Regions from separate parts of the Homo sapiens genome. Here region 1 is linked to region 2. The links are chromatin contacts, found by Hi-C in ENCODE. All regions are on one chromosome and are shown on one strand. Each heading gives the region's core, a stretch centred on a gene start or an enhancer-like site at or near the end of the contact. The rest is flanking DNA. Distances are from core to core; before and after follow the strand shown.

What was found. A loop is a pair of places that touch in the nucleus more often than their neighbours do. Pooled maps may share reads with other maps.
Region 1: a pooled map shows a loop between it and region 2 (4-fold over the local background). The contact joins two enhancer-like sites. A Hi-C loop is called at or near these places in 3 of 37 single-sample maps with no recorded cell type and 4 of 50 pooled maps.

The regions. Positions count from the first base shown.
Region 1 is chr12:116,193,163-116,197,676 of GRCh38, forward strand. The region is part of intron 2 of MED13L (mediator complex subunit 13L); the gene reads right to left. Among named protein-coding and RNA genes, the nearest start is that of MIR620, 47 kb to the left of the region's middle. RefSeq lists an enhancer at 4,022-4,316 and a silencer at 4,022-4,316. Within about 2 kb of position 2,574, at least 3 of the 41 ENCODE cell types and tissues checked have a DNase peak (open chromatin) inside an H3K27ac peak, as active enhancers do.
Region 2 is chr12:116,671,353-116,675,633 of GRCh38, forward strand. The region is part of intron 1 of LINC03088 (long intergenic non-protein coding RNA 3088); the gene reads left to right. Among named protein-coding and RNA genes, the nearest start is that of LINC03088, 12 kb to the left of the region's middle. RefSeq lists an enhancer at 1,592-1,901. Within about 2 kb of position 1,964, at least 2 of the 41 ENCODE cell types and tissues checked have a DNase peak (open chromatin) inside an H3K27ac peak, as active enhancers do.

The DNA of each region.
Region 1 (4,514 bases), core at 1,324-3,823, 480 kb before region 2:
TAGGCAGGCATGGTAGCTCACTCCTGTAGTCACAGCTGCTTGGGAGGCTGAAGTGGGAGGATGGCTTGAGCCCAGGAGTTTGCAACTGCAGTGAGCTACGATCATGCCACTGCACTACAGCTTGGACAACAAAGCAAAATCCTGTCTTTAATAATTTTAAGTTTTTAACCTGAAGCTTATTTATTTTAGAAATAATCAAAAATATTTTTCAATGTAATAGAAGTACTATATTGTCCATGCTTTGTCTTAGGAACAAAACATCTAAACTTTAAACTCAAGCACAAATATCAACTGAGAATAGGTCTACATATTAACTTACTGTTTTAGAAGTACTTGAAATGTGAGTCATCTAATTATTTTTCGGTATTTCCAAAAAAATTCTCAAGTAGTTTATCTAAATGCATTGTCAAATCTGGTCAAGATGAAGATTTAGTGTAAAGTAGAAATCTCTCAGAAAAAAAAAACTCCTAATAATCACTAATACCTCGCTATTTTTGTTTAAAAAAAAAGGTAAGAATTTCTAATTACTAATAATCAGAGTCCCCAAAATCAAAGGAAAAAGCACAAAGAAATGAAAACCACATATCTGCTTCTCTAGAGAAAGGAAATCATCATGGGAATAGTAGGAGTCACAATCAAGAATCACATCCAGTCCAAAGAATGTAACTCACAAGTAAACCGATCACTGTACATCAGTCTCCTAAGAAATACCTTTATGAATGAACTCAATGAGAAGCTAGTCAAAGATTAAAGCTGATCAAAGTAGTTAGCAAAAAGACATTAACAAAGTTCAATTTCACTATTAAAAAGCTCCAATTAACTTTCCAGCCTTTCAGCAATTTACAAAACTTTACCAGAACCTAAATAAGTTTACTCAATCAGAATATTTCCTATCTCCAATTTTTAAAGATGTAGATGTAAATGACAAAAGAAGAGAAGATGACGGAAGGGTATTTAAAAAAACAAAAAACAAAAAAATAACCCTGTCTATACCCACACCCCTACTTCTTTTTTTCTTTTGAGACAGAGTTTCGCTCTTTTTGTCCAACCTGGAGTGCAATGGTGCAACCTCGGCTCGTCGCAACCTCCACCTCCTGGGTTTAAGCGATTCTCCTGCCTCAGCCTCCTGAGTAGCTGGGATTACAGACTTGCACCACCACGCCCAGCTAATTTTGTATTTTTAGTAGAGACAGGGTTTCTCCATGTTGGTCAGGCTGGTCTCAAACTCCCGACCTCAGGTGAGCCACCCACCTCCGCCTCCCAAAGTGCTGGGATTACAGGCATGAGCCACCACTCCCAGCCACCCCTACTTCTTTTTAAGTACAGGGTATTTCCTAATCATAGTAAAAATCATTCAGGACTACTTCATCTACAAATCCTCAATCCATCTGATCAAATTCACCTTAACCACATTCAAAAGCATCACGAAAATATTAAGCCCACAATGCTAAATAAACTTTGGCTGAACTGCATAAAGAGAAATATTTATATGTTCTAGAGAATATGAAAAGATTCACAAGATTGTTTAAAAAATCAAAAGCTTGTTAAAAATAAAATATGACTGAAATATAATAAGCTAGAAATAATTTTTTTAATTTACTGGAACTTCCAATCAAGATGGCATCATAAATTGCTTTGAAAACCCACCCTGTTTCAAATACAAAGCAACAACAGGCAAAATCCTGGAGAAGACATTTTAAAGACCTACCTAACTAAAAAAGACCAGCATCACCATGAAACAGAAATATGTAACAGAGAGTGGGCAGAAGGTATAGGGCTGCTAGGCTCTGGTTTCAGAAGGAACCAGTGAAGGCCTAGGTTTCAGATCCTATAGAAACAGGAATAAAAGTGGCCCACCTAAGATAAGGGACTGAGGCCGAAATTGGGCTGAAAACAAACTGCTACTAACAGCTGCCTGGGGGTAAGTAAGCTGTGTGGACTTTCAGGAAGTATGTCTTCTCAGAAACTGAGTGCCTAGGAAAGTGAGAATACTAGGGCTTCAGCCACACTATCCCACTGCCTGGCCAACTGGAACAAAGATGCAGGTGTATCTACCATCAGTGGGAGACAAGTGCCCTCTGCTGCCAATCTAAGACCTTGGTGGGGGTGGGGGCAACAGGGAGAAGCAGTTAAGAATACGTGCAAAACCACTAGAAGGGACTGTGGGGAGTGGGGGGACTTCCCAGTCAAAGCTGTACCATGACATAAAGAAAACGAATAAAAACACAGCAACTGAAATACAAAATCCCTTCAAACAAAATAGAAACAGAAAAGCCTGAAAATAGTATGCTTAAAATTTTTTTCTTTTTTTGAGATAGAGTCTGGCTCTGTCACCCAGGCTAGGGTAGCACAATCTCGGCTCACTGCAACCTCCGCCTCCCAGGTTCAAAGCGATTCTCCTGCCTCAGCTTCCCAAGTAGCTGAGATTACAGGTGTGCGCTACCACACCAGCTAATTTTTGTATTTTCAGTAGAGACAGGATTTTGCCATGTTGGCCAGGCTGGTCTTGAACTCCTGACCTCAAGCGATCCACCCACCTCAGCCTCCCAAAGTGCTGGGATTACAGGCGTGAGCCACTCTTTTACTCTTTATAAAAGAGTAAAATTTCTTTTATAAAGGGAAAAAAAATCACAACAAGCAGAAGTGAAACAAGGCTAGGTGGAAATGAAAAAGAATTTAAAAGCTAAAGAATGAATATTTTAACTCAAAGTAAGTTTTAAATAATTTTAAAATAAGCAATGGAAATGAAAAACTGAGTAAGAGATAAAATGTAAACAGTAAAAATTGAAAAGGAGTTAATAAACTAGAGAATAATAATGAAGAATTTAACTAGAAAGTTGCAGAGGCAAAGAAGTTTTAAAGATATATTATGGAGGCCAGAAAACAAGGTTCAATGATATATTTAACAGCAGTTTCAGAACAAGCAAAGAGGCAATGAGAAAAGAAAAAATTACACTGAATCATATATTATCCAGATCAACAACATAACAAAGAAAATTATAACCTAATGGATAATCTAACTTTCAAGTAGCAAGAAAAAAAATTACTGGTTGAACTCATCTAGCTTAATTTTTAAATTATATTTTTTACTGTTGACCTCACTTTAGAGGGCCAAATTGTGTACAGAATACATGCTACCCAAGAACACCACAGAGGTCCTCTGGGTGTTTCCACAGAGCAAAATTGAAAACAGGGCCAATAAGTAAGGTGCAATTAACAAAAAAAAAAAAAGTCTGACTGGCCCAGTCTTCGGCTTCGGCTGCAACTTAATAGTCCTTTAAATTCAGTTTCTAACACCCAGAGAAATGACACATGAGATAAGAGTGCTTTCTTTCCAAAACGGTGGCAATAAAACTTGTGATTGGGGTAGAAGAGTACTAGAATAGTAGATTACAGAATTGAGTAACAGGATTTCTTGTTAACTAAAACCAAATATACAATCAAAAAGCAAACCTACTGCCATCAACACAATTTATTCAATCAGAAGTATCTTTTAACCTTTCTCTCCAAATTTAAAATAAATAGAAAAGTAATAATGCTGATAATTTAGGCTGCATTTATATTATAAAATTTTAACTCTCTTTTTGGTGGTCCAGCTGTGTCTACATAGCTTAAGAATCTGATGGTTTTATCTAAACTAGTTAAGACATACAGCTGGTTAAAGTTTTGTGTATTTTAGGGGCACTATCAGATTAATAAAAGTGCATTAATTTTAGCATTAGACAGACATGTCTTCAAAATTTGAAGGCATTTATATCTAGTTATATACTTAGTAATTCTTTTTGATGGGAATACATATCAATGGGAATCTTTCAAAGATATATAGTAGTTTGAACAGTAACCATATTAAGTCTGAAAACACAAACAATAAGACAGAACATCAGTTCAGTGTCTCTCTCTCAAGACAAAGCATACTCTTTGCTGGTGATAAACAGCACACTCACTTTACTTTAGTCTAAGCCTCCACCCACATAATCCTTAAAATTATATTAAGCTCCGGTGGATGAAAATACAGCAGCAGTCCTGCAGCCTAACTGCAAAGATGAAACCGTGTACTCGGCTGAAGGGCTGGTCTCCCTAACTAGCACGGTTCAGTCAGCATCTATCTGACAGCACAAGATACACAGCACACGCTTTCTTTAGTTATCTGTACATGTCAGTAGGACTCTGGCCCACTGCCATAAGGAACTCTATCTCTGTTCTCTGCTTTATCTCGTTGTCCATTCTTCAGTCATTTAGCACAACCACTACTTTATTTTCATCAGTAAGATGTTCTTCTGGGACACAAATGGGAGCTCCAACTGCTTCAAAAGCAGTTACTTGGCCAGGCGTGGTGGCTCACCCCTGTAATCCCAGCATTTTGGGAGGCCGAGGCGGGCGGATCACCTGAGGTCAGGAGTTCAAGACCAGCCTGACCAACATGGAGAAACTCCATCTCTACTAAAAATACAAAATTAGCCGGACATGGTGGCGCATGCCTATAATTTCAGCTACTCGGGAGGCTGAGGCAGGAG
Region 2 (4,281 bases), core at 714-3,213:
AACTTTTTGAGGAACTGCCCAAAATGGCACAATGGCTGCACTGTATTTTTTCCAGAATGGCTGCTCTGTATTTATATTTGCACCAGCAACACATGAGGATTCCAGTTTCTCCACATCATCGTCAACACTTGTTATTTTCCTCTTTTGTTTCCCTGGTTATAGCCATCCTCCCGGGTGCAGTGGCTTGTCGCTGCTTTTGCCGCTGTGGTTCCTTCTGCCCATGTGCTCCTCCTCATCCCTTCATCTCTCAATAGTGCCGTCTCTCCAGGCTCAACTCAGAGCATGCACGTTGGGGGTTTCTACCCCCAATCTCATATCCCAGAGCACGTGTCTCCCCATGTGTGTTCCCAACTTCCTGAGCTTGTGCTTTTTTTTTGGTGAGGGAAGACATGGTCTCACTCTATCACCCAGGCTGGAGTGCAGTGGCATGATCTCGGCTCACTGCAACCTCTGCCTCCTGGGTTCAAGCGATTCTCCTGCCTCAGCCTCCTGAGTAGCCGGGATTACTGATGCATGCCACCAACCATGCCCAGCTCACTTTTTTTGTATTTTTAGTAGAGACAGGGTTTTCACCATGTTGGCCAGGCTGGTCTCATTGAACTCCTGACCTCAAATGATCTGCCTGCCTCGCCTCCCAAAGTGCTGGGATTACAGGCATGAGCCACTGCGCCCAGCCGAGCTTGTGCTTTAGAGAGGGGGAGAGAGAGAGAGAAAGAGAAAGAGAGCGAGATTGGATGGGTGGATAGATAGATAGATAATAGATTGATAAGACTTGATAGATTGATAGATGATAGATAAGATGATTGATAGAAGATAGATACGATGGATAGATGATTGATAGATGATAGATAAGATAGATGATTGATAGATAAGATAGATTGATGAAAGATAAGATAAATAGACTGATAGATGATCGGTAAAATACATAGATTGATTGATTTCGGGAGTACAGGTGCAGTTTTGTTATATGGATATATTGCATACTGGTGAAGTCTGGGGTTTAGTGTAGCCATCACCCGAATAGTGTACATTGTACCCATTAAGTAACTTTTCATCCCTCTCCCTCCCCCTCCCCACCCTTCTGAGTCTCCAATGTCTATTATTCCACTCTCTATGTGCATGTGTTCATATTATTTAGCTCCCACTTATAAGTGAGAACATGCAGTATTTGACTTTGTGTCTGTTATTTCACTTAAAGATAACTGCCTCTAGTTCCATTCACGTTGCTGCAAAGGACATGATTTCATTCTTTTACATGGCTGAGTAGTCTTCGTGTGTGTGTGTGTGTGTGTGTGTGTGTGTGTGTGTGTGAGAGATATTTATCCATTCATGTGTTCTGGATACTTAGCCTCTTTATCTTTGCTATTGTGAATAGTGCTGCGATATGGGTGCAGGTATCTTTTTGATACAATGATTTCTTTTCCTTCGGGTATATACACCAGTTTTGGGGTTGCTGGATCGAATAGTAGGACTATTTTTAGTTCTTTTGAGAAATCTCCCTACTGTTTTCCATAGAGGTTGTACTAATTTACCTTCCACCAGCAGTGTAGAAGTGTTCCCTTTTCTCCACATCCTCGCCAACATCTGTGATTTTTTTGCCTGTTTAATGATGGTCATCCTGACTAGAGTGAGATAGTATCTCACTGTGGTTTCAGTTTGCGTTTCTCTGATGATTAGCGATGTTGAGCATTTTTCACATGTTTCTTGGTAATTTGTGTGTCTCCTTTAACAAGATGTCTGTTCATGTCCTTTGTCCACCTTTTAATGGGGTTATTTGCCCTTTGTTGTTGTTGAGTTGTTCGAGTTCTTTGTAGATTCTGGATATCAGTCCTTTGTCAGATGCACAGTTTGCAAATATGTTCTCCCATTCTGCAGCTTGTCTGTTCACTCTGTTGATTATCACTTTTGCTGTGCAGAAGCTTTTTTAGTGAACTTTTGCTTTTACTGTAACACATGCCACATCCTGTCTTACATGACAGTTGGGTCCCTTGTTCTCATCTCCAGTAACTTTGCTTCCCCTCACTTCAGTGTCCAAGGGCCTGCCTTTCCTGCCAGGCTGTGAGGACCAGGAGCCCACAGCCGTGCCTGCATGCCTGTTTCAAGCTTGCTGTATACCCAACGCACAGCACAACAAATGCCTGTATTTTCTTTTTTTTTCTTTCTTTCTTTTTTTTTTTTTTTTTTTTGAGACAGAGTCTCACTTCGTCGCCCAGGCTGGAGTGCAATGGCGTGACCTCAGCTCAATGCAGCCTCCAAAAAAACAAACGAAAATATTTATAGCTACTTTTAATTACATGTAGATTAAGGGGCAGTTTATGCAGAAATTTCAAGGAAAGGGTGGTAGCATTTGGGTCCTCGGTCTTTGCCACGGAAAGGAGCAGTAACTCCCAGTGTTGCCATGGCAATGGTAAACTGTCAGCGCTCACAGGTGGGCGTGTCTTATGGAGAGGTGCTACTGCCCCATCCCTGTTTTAGCTAGTCCTCAATGTGGTCCAGTGTCCAAGCCCCACCCCTGGAGTTAAGTCCCGTCTCCTGCTTCACTGGTTCTAGGGAGCTCTGGGATAACCTGAGATCTCCCTTGTATCCGCCCAATATTGCCCTTACGTCCTTATGGATGTTGTTTCCAAGAACACACACCCATAAACCTGCACACAAATCTCTGCCTCAGAATCTATTTCCCAAGGGCGCCACCTAGGAAAGAAGGCATAACAAAGTTTGGGGGAAAATATTGTCTTGTCTTCTCCAGTAACCACAGACCAGCAGGCCCGTACATCTCAGCTTCTTCTTAACCTGGGTAACATCAATGCCTGTTCTGTTCCAGATAGGTTCTCATTCTGTTGATTAGATTTAATAGGGAGAATTGGGGGGCCTTCTGGTTTTCTGGCCAGCTTTTCCTATTGATGCCTTCCAAAGTCATTCAACTTCCTGCCTTGAGATGTATCAGTGACTTCCCACTGCTCTGGGGAAAGGCTGCATATGGCCCGGCTTTCTCTGTGTCCTCACCTTATCCACACATGCTTCCTGAGCTACATCTGAAGCTTGTCAATTGCTCATTTCCTCCACCACAGGGCCTTTGTATATGCTGTTTATGGTGCCCACACCCCACCGACCCCACCCCTTATTCACTGAATTAACTCTTGTTTATTCTTCAGATATTAATTCCGTTGTCTTTTCCTTGAGGCGACCTTTTCCCAGAGGCACAACTGCATAGTGTCCAGGGTCTATGATACCTTTAGGGGCCCAGAAAAAAAGGCTTAATTTCTTTTAAAATCAGAAGAGGGAGACAGTGACTATATTATGATGAATCCAACCTGGATTTATACCAACAAAGTTGCAAAATGTAATTTTTTTTAATGAGAAAAAGCCCCCGCCCACCCCCCTACAGGGCAAAAGTCCCTCAGACCTTTTCTGGCCTCCCCCTAACCCACCAGCACTGCTAGGTCAGGTCTTCCCTAAGTAAGATGCTTTCACTCTGCCCTGAACTCTTCTGCCTAGGCAGGTACCACGGTTGTAACTTGACATTTGGCCCCTAAACCACTAGCTGGATGAAGGCAGGGACCATGTCAGACTTATTCTCTGTGCAACACCGAGTCTACACAGCACTTGGCTCTTATTATATGCTCAATAAACATTTGCTGCAAGTATGACTAAGCGAAAATGATCAGACTTCACAATCATCCCACAAGAACACTCATTCCATCTATTATTTTTTTGTTTCTTTTAGAGGCAGGGTCTTATTCTGTTGATTCTGTTGCCCAGGATGGAGTGCAGTGGCACCATCTAGTTCACTGCAGCCTTGACCTCCTTGGATTACACGATCCTCCTGCCTCAGCCTCCCAAGTAGCTGGGACTACAGGCTCACCCCACTGCACCCAGCAAATTTTTAATTTTTTTTTTTGTAGAGATGAGGTCTTACCATGTTTCCCAGGCTGATCTCAAACTCCTTGGTTTCAGGCAGTCCTCCTGCCTCAGCCTCCCAAGGCCTTGGGATTACAGGCGTGAGCCACTGCACCCGGCCCACACTCCATCTACTTCTAACTCCCTGCCTCTCCTGCAGGCCAGAGGGGAGGGGAGGGGAAAAGCCTGCAAGACGGAAACCAGGAGGAAAGACTCACAATGGACGTGAGAGAATTGGTGGTACTCAACCTTTCTCCCTGATAGGGGAGTCAGGCCGGGGGAGGTGGGTGGCGGCAGAGATTTAGCGTAAACAAACATTTCCTTGTCTGGTAGGTCATTTTGTAATTATATGCAGGTCAAGCTCTTTAGAGCTCCCGGAAATCA